Regions from separate parts of the Homo sapiens genome. Here all the other regions are linked to region 2. The links are chromatin contacts, found by Hi-C or POLR2A ChIA-PET in ENCODE. All regions are on one chromosome and are shown on one strand. Each heading gives the region's core, a stretch centred on a gene start or an enhancer-like site at or near the end of the contact. The rest is flanking DNA. Distances are from core to core; before and after follow the strand shown.

What was found. Hi-C counts contacts between places; a loop is a spot of excess contacts on that map. ChIA-PET counts read pairs that join two places held with the same protein, here RNA polymerase II (POLR2A). Pooled maps may share reads with other maps.
Region 1: a map with no recorded cell type shows a loop between it and region 2 (4-fold over the local background). The contact joins the enhancer-like site here to the promoter of FOXP1-AS1 in region 2. A Hi-C loop is called at or near these places in 1 of 37 single-sample maps with no recorded cell type. POLR2A ChIA-PET finds 5 or more read pairs at or near these places in 3 of 52 experiments (CD8-positive, alpha-beta T cell, IMR-90 and activated T-cell).
Region 3: a pooled map shows a loop between it and region 2 (2.9-fold over the local background). The contact joins the enhancer-like site here to the promoter of FOXP1-AS1 in region 2. A Hi-C loop is called at or near these places in 3 of 50 pooled maps. POLR2A ChIA-PET finds 5 or more read pairs at or near these places in 7 of 52 experiments (BJ, PC-9, T-cell and 4 more).

What each region holds. Positions count from the first base shown.
Region 1 is chr3:71,502,769-71,505,545 of GRCh38, reverse strand. The region is part of intron 2 of FOXP1 (forkhead box P1); the gene reads left to right. Among named protein-coding and RNA genes, the nearest start is that of MIR1284, 38 kb to the left of the region's middle. RefSeq lists an enhancer at 731-1,930. Within about 2 kb of position 1,490, at least 8 of the 41 ENCODE cell types and tissues checked have a DNase peak (open chromatin) inside an H3K27ac peak, as active enhancers do; they include IMR-90, where a contact is called at or near this core.
Region 2 is chr3:71,288,326-71,291,032 of GRCh38, reverse strand. It overlaps FOXP1-AS1 (FOXP1 antisense RNA 1), which reads right to left and starts at 1,275. Exons shown (of 5, transcript NR_126463.1): 1 at 1,062-1,275. All of the region lies in intron 5 of FOXP1 (forkhead box P1), which reads left to right.
Region 3 is chr3:71,047,773-71,050,472 of GRCh38, reverse strand. All of the region lies in intron 9 of FOXP1 (forkhead box P1), which reads left to right. Among named protein-coding and RNA genes, the nearest start is that of FOXP1-AS1, 240 kb to the left of the region's middle. RefSeq lists an enhancer at 1-467. Within about 2 kb of position 1,317, at least 10 of the 41 ENCODE cell types and tissues checked have a DNase peak (open chromatin) inside an H3K27ac peak, as active enhancers do.

The DNA of each region.
Region 1 (2,777 bases), core at 241-2,740, 210 kb before region 2:
GCTGAGGCAGGAGAATCGCTTGAACCTGGGAGGGGAGGCGGAGATTGCAGTGAGCCTAGATTGCACCACTGCACTCCAGCCTGGGCGACGGAGTGAGACTCCATCTCAAAAAAAAAAAAAAAAAAAAAAAGCATCCCTCTTCTACAGTCCAATAGGAGGACTGAGTGCATGCCTCATATGCCGTCATAAACTCCCTCCTTGTCTCCTGTCTTGGGGGAGATGTCCTGTCTCATTTCCAAGCTGCACTACCAGGGGTGACTTGGGTCCTTGCTTTTCTGCTTCCCGGGTTTGCCTGACTTCACGCAAGAAGCCAAGGGTTTTAGACAGTGGGAGGCAACGTAGAGGTCTGAACAGAATTATAACTCTATGTTGCCAGGTTGTCTTTATTTTGGGAACCATTCCAAACGTTCCTACTTTTCCTGTTTGAGCTGTTGGAAAAATGGTACTCAGTAGTATTCACTGGTGGTTAAGGGACGAGGCTTGGGTTTCAGAAAGATGTGGCTCTGTCACTGACTGTGGTCTTGGGTAAAGGACTTCCCTTCACCAGCCTTGGTTCGTTCATCTGTAAGATAATAGCATTTACTCTTGCCACCGTTATAAGGCTTAATAAGAGGGTGGATGAAAATGCTATGGACAGAGTACCTCATGTGCAGTGCAGCACAGGCTTTGCACATGTTAGTTGGTGTTAGAACTGGAAGTACCCAGGAGAATATCCAAAAGTCCTACGACCGCATTGAACACCAGGGTGAAGGACCAGCGTGTTCCTTTCCTTTCTCATATTTGCAACAGAAATGTCACCACTTGGGCTCCGTGACACTTTTCTTGATGACATTGTCCTGATCATCAGCTCTTCCCTTGGCGCCTCGAGACATTTCCAAACCACATCATTCCACACACCCTGGAATGTGCACGTTTCCTTTGTCAGAAGGAACTGTGGCCATCAGACGTTGGACAGCTCTGAGCCGGGTTGTTTTCTTCTCATCTACTTACTGTTGTGCTGAAGTTTGGTTTTATTTTTTAATGTAAGAATTGTCTGGAAGTTATTCTTCAGTCATTTCATTAGTCATTTACTTTCTTGGTTTTGAAAATTGAGGAAAAATTACTTTGAGGCAGTGGGTCAGATGAGCGTGGCTGGCTGGGTAACCCATTTCCCGCTGAGTCACCTGTCTGCTCAGACAACTAAATGCTGAAGTATGCTTGATGACTAGTCACTGGCCAACGTCATATTAATCTGAAATTTCGTTTCTGCTCCTTTTAAGTTATGGTAGCTTTGGTTCCTTGGTGGGTTTTTTGAAAGTGCTCCAAGTATTGTATTGATTGGATGATGTAGCCTGGAATTCTCGGTTATCCCCCAAAGTGTTTTTTTCGATTTGAGGCATAAAATTATGACATAGTATTGTTCAAAAAGATGGGATTCAAATGCCTTCATTTTATAAGAAGGGAAACTCAGGTTCCGAGAAGCTCACTGACTTGCGAAACATCTCAAACAGTTGTTGGCAAAGCTGGGATGGCGTTGATCTTCCTGGGAATTTGTGATGTGTACTCACCCCCTGGGTCTTGCTGCACTTCTGCTAAAACTACCTGGAAATTATTTATTTTGGTCTTCTTCCTTGATAGAAGAGAATCTGAAAGTCAGGAATAGTGGCTGCCTCCAAATGCCCTTGGCTCCTTCTCCTGACCCCCTAATGAGCATGTCCCCAGAGCATGTTATAACCTTGGAAAACAAGGCTACTTAGTATGTTTGTACTCTGATGCCTGTATGTTCTGTACATGATCTGGCCTGAATGATGGATGAGGCTCCATACAGGCTTCCTGTGTCTTCTGCCATTCTCCCCTCCCTACAGTACCATACCTGACGAAATAATAACATCGAGTCACTGAGGAGGTTTACCATAGTGTGGTGCTACAACCTTAATTCGTGGTGTTTTTTTTTTTTTTTTTTTTCGAGACAGAGTCTCGTTCTGTTGCCCAGGCTGGAGTGCAATGGCACTATCTTGGCTCACTGCAACCTCCACCTCCTGGGTTCAAGTGATTCTCCTGTCTCAACCTCCCGGGTATCTGAGATTACAGGTGTGTGCCACCACATCCAGCTAATTTTTGTATTTTTAGTAGAGATGGGGTTTCATCATGTTGAAATTCTGTTTGCTTTTTAACTTAACTTGAGCATAAGCTTAGAAGATGATTTGGGGGCTGGGGGCTTTATTTATTTTAGCAAGTAATTTGGCCTGTATTTTTATTCCTTTAAGTAATTTGTAACTAACTACAAAGGCCTCTGGTAAGATGGCTTTTGTTTCTAGTTGGAACATGGAGACCAAGAGAACTCTCTAGAAAACAGATTTGGCTCCACTGCTATGGGACTTCACACTTACCTCCACAGAGGGGCTCTTCTGATGCCTCTATGTAAACAGCACTTTTAAATCCTACTTCAGGGACCATTGGTTTTCTCTCAAGAGATATGTTCCTTTTTTTTCTTCTCTTAACTCTTTTGTTATTTTACTCCTTTTCCAATAATGGAAGGCTTTTCAGTTTTACATTAGAGGCTACTACTTGTTTTTTTTTTTTTTTCTAATTGTAAAGCAGGCAAAAATCATCACAGAAAACAGATCTCAAAAGAATTGCACTTAGTGTTGTGACCTAGTTGGTTTCTTCATTCTTTGAAACATTATTTGATTTTTCCTCCCGTATTAGCTGTTATGTATGCCGGTTACATAACCTTAATTTTTCATGGAAAATATGGATGTCATCAATTAATAGGACTACCCCTGCTGTTGTTATGG
Region 2 (2,707 bases), core at 26-2,525:
GGTGGTGGGTGGTCAGGGTAAGTCCATGTAAGGTGAGCAGAGATGTAGCCTATTCTAAAGAGAGCAAGTCAGCCAGTATGGCCGAAGCAGTGTCCTTAAGGGAAGAGTACAGGTTGAGTATCTGTTATCTGACATGCTTGGGACCAGAAATATTTCTGATTTGGGATCTTTCAGATTTTATAATATATGCATTACCAGCTAAGCATCCTTAACCCCAAAATCCCAAATCTGAAATGCTCCTGTGAGCATTTCCTTTGAGTGTTGTATCTGTGCTCAAAAAGTTTTGGATTTCGGAGCACTTTTGATTGCAGAATATTGGATTAAGGCTACTCAAGTTGTAGTAAGAGACAACATAACAGTGTAACAGGGCCAGACTGAGTAGGGCATTAGGGCTTTTTATATTCTTATTGGGGAGCCATTGAGGGGCTTTGAGGTAGAGCAAGATCTCACTCATGCTTTTTAAATGGATCGCTCTGGGAGCTGTTTTGAAAATAGACTTTGGGTGGATGAGGTCATAGGCAGGGAGACCTGTCAGGAGGCCACTAGAATAATCCCAGTGAGATATGATGATGGCCAGGATCACAATGGCAGGGGAGGTGCTGAGAAGTTGTTGAATTTGGAATTTATTTAAACATTGAGCCAAAGGATTTCCTAGTGAAATTGATGGGGAGTTTGAAAAAGTTGCATCACAGAAGACTCTTAAGATTTTTGTCTTGAATGACGGGATATAATCAATAGGATTCACTGATGGATTGCTTATGGGCAGAAACAGAGGAGTCAGAAGACAAATGCTTTCTGTTCTAAGGAACTGATAGAAGGTGGTGCTCCCATCACTAAAATACAGCAAGACAGTGGGTGGGGCAGTTTTGGAGGTAGGGGAGGTAAGCAAGGGAGACCAGGAATGTAGTTGTAGATATGGGAGGTTTGAGCTATGCACCCAGACTAAGATGCCAAGTGGGCATTTGGATATGTAGTCCTGGAAATGTCCTAGCTTGGTCTATAAATTCAGGATTTATAAGCATGTAAGTGATACCTAAAGGCATAAACTTGACTGAACTCACCAAGGAAGCAGTGGTATAGAAGAAGAAAAGAAGAGTTCCAGGATCTGGGTTCTGACTCTGGGAGGCTGAGGTGGGAGGATCTCTTGAGACCAGGAGTTTGAGATCAACCTGGGCAACATAGTGAGACTCTTATCTCTACATTAAAAAAAACAAAAATTAGCTGGGCATGGTGGCGTGTGCCTGTAGTCCCAGCTACACTTGGGAGGCTGAGGCAGGAGGATTGTTCAAGCCCAGGAGCTTGGGGCCACAGTGAGCCACAGTTGCATCACAATACTCTAGCCTGAGGGACAGAGTGAGACTCTGTCTCAAAAAAGTAAAATAAAAATAAAAAGCCAACACCATTAAAAGTTTTAGTCATAGAATATTGAGAACAGGAAAGATCAGAGATGGGATGAAAACTCTGAGATTGTGAACCAGAAAGTCATCAAGGTAAGTGTTTAAAGTAGGAAACAAAGCTGAGCATGGGGGCTCACACCTGTAGTTCCAGCTACTCAGGAGGCTGAGGCAGGAGGATTGCTTCAGTCCAGGAGTTTGAGGCTATAGTGTGCTATGATCCTGCCTGTGAATAACCACTTCACTCCAGCCTGGGTGACAGACTATAGTGACTCTGTCTCTAGATAAAAAACAAAATTAGGCTGGGCACAGTGGCTCATGACTGTAATACCAGCACTTTGGGAGGCCAAGGCAGGCGGATCATGAGGTCAGGAGTTCAAGATCAGCCTGGCCAACATGGGGAAACCCTGTCTCTACTAAACATACAAAAACTAGCTCGGCATGGTGGCTCATTCCTGTAATCTCAGCTACTCAGGAGGCTGAGGCAGGAGAATTGCTTGAACTGGGACCCGGGAGACGGAGGTTGCAGTGAACCAAGATCGCACCACTGCACTCCAGCGTGGGCTACAGAGAGAGACTCCATCTCAAAAAATAAATAAATAAATAAATAAATAAATAAGAAGAGAGTTGTGAGCCATATCAAATTCTGCCAAGTGGTCAAAAAAGATGATGACAAAGAACTGACCATTGGATTTGTCAATATGGAAGTCATTGATGACCTTAGTAAGAGTTAGTTGTGTTTGAATCTCACTCCTATCATATTTACTGGCTTTATATAACTAGCAGTCTGCTGGCTGGCTGAACTTACATGGTTTGTATTATTTTTCCAGGAATAGTAATTGTTCAGCATTCTTGTTTGTTACAGTTACCACATTTTCCCCCACCCCTTGCACTCATTTTTGTGAAGTTTGGGTCATAGTACAACCTGTGAGCAGTGAAAAAGGAATCCTGGGCATTTTGTCCCTCTTGACCCGTTCTCTAATCTGATGGTTTGGAGATTTGCAGTTTAAATAAAAGGCATAGAGGAAAGTGGGATGTGTTTATAGCCCTAACTTAGAATATGTCGATTGTAATCATCTGAAGTATATCACAGATTGGTGTGGTTAACATAGTCTCTAGATTAGTAAAATACTAGTTTGAGCCTGAGCCACGTCTGTCTATCACCTTTACCTTTTACTAATATAGGTAGTCTTTGATGGGTTCATCTGCCTTTCAGATTACCTAAGAGCATCACAGATTCTAGCTTTCTCAAAACTTGTGAAACACAGTTGAACATTTTCAAGATTTCTTGGCCAGTCGCAAATCCTCAAGCA
Region 3 (2,700 bases), core at 68-2,567, 240 kb after region 2:
TTTTTTAAAGATCTTTAACTCTATATTTGAAGACAAACAAAAAAGGGCTGCCACTGTCATTCTTATCAGTTACCAGGGATTGCGTTTTTCCTTTCTGTTGCCACTTCTTATTAACCTCTTATTTGGTCTGTGAGACATAGTTTGGAATGCACGTCTGCATGCTGGGAGAACATGAAAGTTCAGATGAGCTCAGAGGGCACATAAAGAAATGGGAAGGGGAAAGTTACACAGCAGAAAGAAGGATAAAAGTTACCTCTCCCAAATTGCTGTTGTCAGAAAGGAAAGCATCTCAGAGCACAAAGATGATAGTGGTCCCTGAGTTTGGGAAGGGAGTGGCAGGGGGTGGGGAGTGTAGGGGAGAAGGAGAACACTTTGTGTCTAAACAAGGAGAAAGCAAGACATTGTAGGAACATTCTTGCATCTCCAGGTCGCTAGGTTTGCTGTGGTCCATGCTTTGTCATCCACTTCCCAGGCAAAGGTGACCCAGGAGATAGGTTGCTTTGAATATCCTTTGAGGTAGGCAGACCAGTGGATGGGTCTCCTTGGATTCATGGTGCCAGTGGATTTGTCTGAGACCCAGGGTAACAATGCTTAGGAGATCTGTAGTTTCCTGAGGTAGGGACCAGTCTCCTGGAATTATCATGCAGGTGGTGGTCCTTTTGTGCTAAAATGAGATGGAGTCACACGGTAGCATTTTCATGATGTGGACTGGTGGTTATGATTTTAACAAGGTTTGAACTTGGTTGTTGACAGATGGAACAAGTATGTTAATTTACTGAGTCCCCAGTCATTAGCGGCTCATAATTTTATATTGTCAGGCTCCCCCCACCCCCTTTTTTTCCTGTTTTGATTACCTCTGCAATAAGACACCTGATCTTTGGCCAGAACGATGTACCTTTGCTCTTTTTTTTTTCCTTCCCTCCTAAAGTTGCCTTGAGATGTTTCCTTGGGAAAGTTTGGCTCCATATTGGGTTGGACCAAGACAGGACCTTCCTTAAGAAGATACGTGCTCTTAGGTAGGGGAGGAAGAGAGGATGTAGGCCCAATACAGCTATTGAAGTGACTGCTCATGAATATTGGACAGAAGTGGTGAGGAAAATAGACAGCAGAATTCATTTTAAATCGAGCTACAAAAAAAGATTCCATCCTGTGCGGGTGAGGTAGGCTAAGTTGATTGTTTTAAAAGGGCCGTTTGTCCCGGGCAGTTATGACAGTTTATGTTAGGCAGTAGGGAGTAGCCGAAGAAAGGAAAACAGACCTTTGACTGCAGCTCTAGGGAGGGGATCCGAAACTCGAGGTTTATCAGGGCATTTTAGCATTTTAACACTGACTACTGACCTGCCGAGGGGACTGCACGGAGACCTTTTTTGTATGCATTCAATTGTGAGAAGTAAACAAATGGACCCGTATCCTGTGTTTGGTAACTGGGTGGGGAGCGCAGTTTGGCAACCGGTGTTGCTTTTAAATTCTTTCTTTGGACAATGGGCCTTGTATACTTTTATATCCTGGCTTTTCAAACGTAGACAGCTTTCATGAGCTTTTTCCTAGGGATGGCCACAGAGACAACAGAAAAGGCATCAGTCATTTTACATAAATACAAAATTTTTAAACATTTCATTTACAGTAAGGCAGGAAACACCCTCCCCCACCTCCAGCTGTACCCCCCCCATTATAGTCTGCTTTCAGAAAAGCTAATTCCCTGATCTTTTATTGTGTCAATGTTGTTTTTTTCTCTTCCCTTTTTTTTGTAATGTTGTGAGTTAATATCTGTTGAAGAAGTGAAAAAATCGTTTTGACATGAATATAACTATCACTGGGTTTTACATTAATGTGATAACTTGGGAAGGGGTGAAAACAATTGGATCATTTTATGCATGCTGTTCTTAAAATGAAAACACTGGCTTTTCATTTAAATTTATTTAAATTTTTGTTGTTAGTGGTATAGAATTTGTTTTTTGGAGTGAAACTCAATTAACTTTCTCAGTGGCATGGTAGTAAGTCTGAAATTGGTTGCTAATATGAGAATGATGGTTTTTACTGTAAAATAAACTACATGAAGACCGAAAGGAAACCACCATTTTTCTCTTTCTTTGAACTTTGCATCAGAAGGTCTTGATATACATACCATTTTATGGATGTATCAGATCAAGGTCATGTGTTAGGTTAAGTGAATGCAGTTGTTTGTAAAGTATAGTTATTAGCCAGAACATGTAAGCTCTGAAAGGGCTTGGATAGTCCTTTTAGTTGTAAAAGTCTCTCTGATCTTTTGAATCATACTCAGAATTAGGAACACTGATCTTGTTCTTTTCTTGAAGAAACTTTTCTTTTTTTTTTGCTACAGTTTGGGAAGGGTTAGTTTTCCTTTTATAATTGTTAGCCATAATGTGGCTAAGACCTCCACCTCGATACGATTGCTAGCAGATTAAGGATATTAGATAATTTCCTTCTATTTATTGTACTACTGCACTGTATTATCTTTCTATCACTCAGATAATTACTGAGGAAATCTACATTAATTTTTTTGGCTGAAGCAAGGCCTGCTAAACACAGGAATGATGTATTGATGTTTTACACAACAAAAGTTTTCCTCCTGTCATTGTCCAATCAACAAAAAGATATTTATCATATCGTAAAGCCCCTTCTTTTCAAGAACAAAGCAGATGGGGGAAGCAGGACAAGCCACCAGACCTGGGAGTTTCT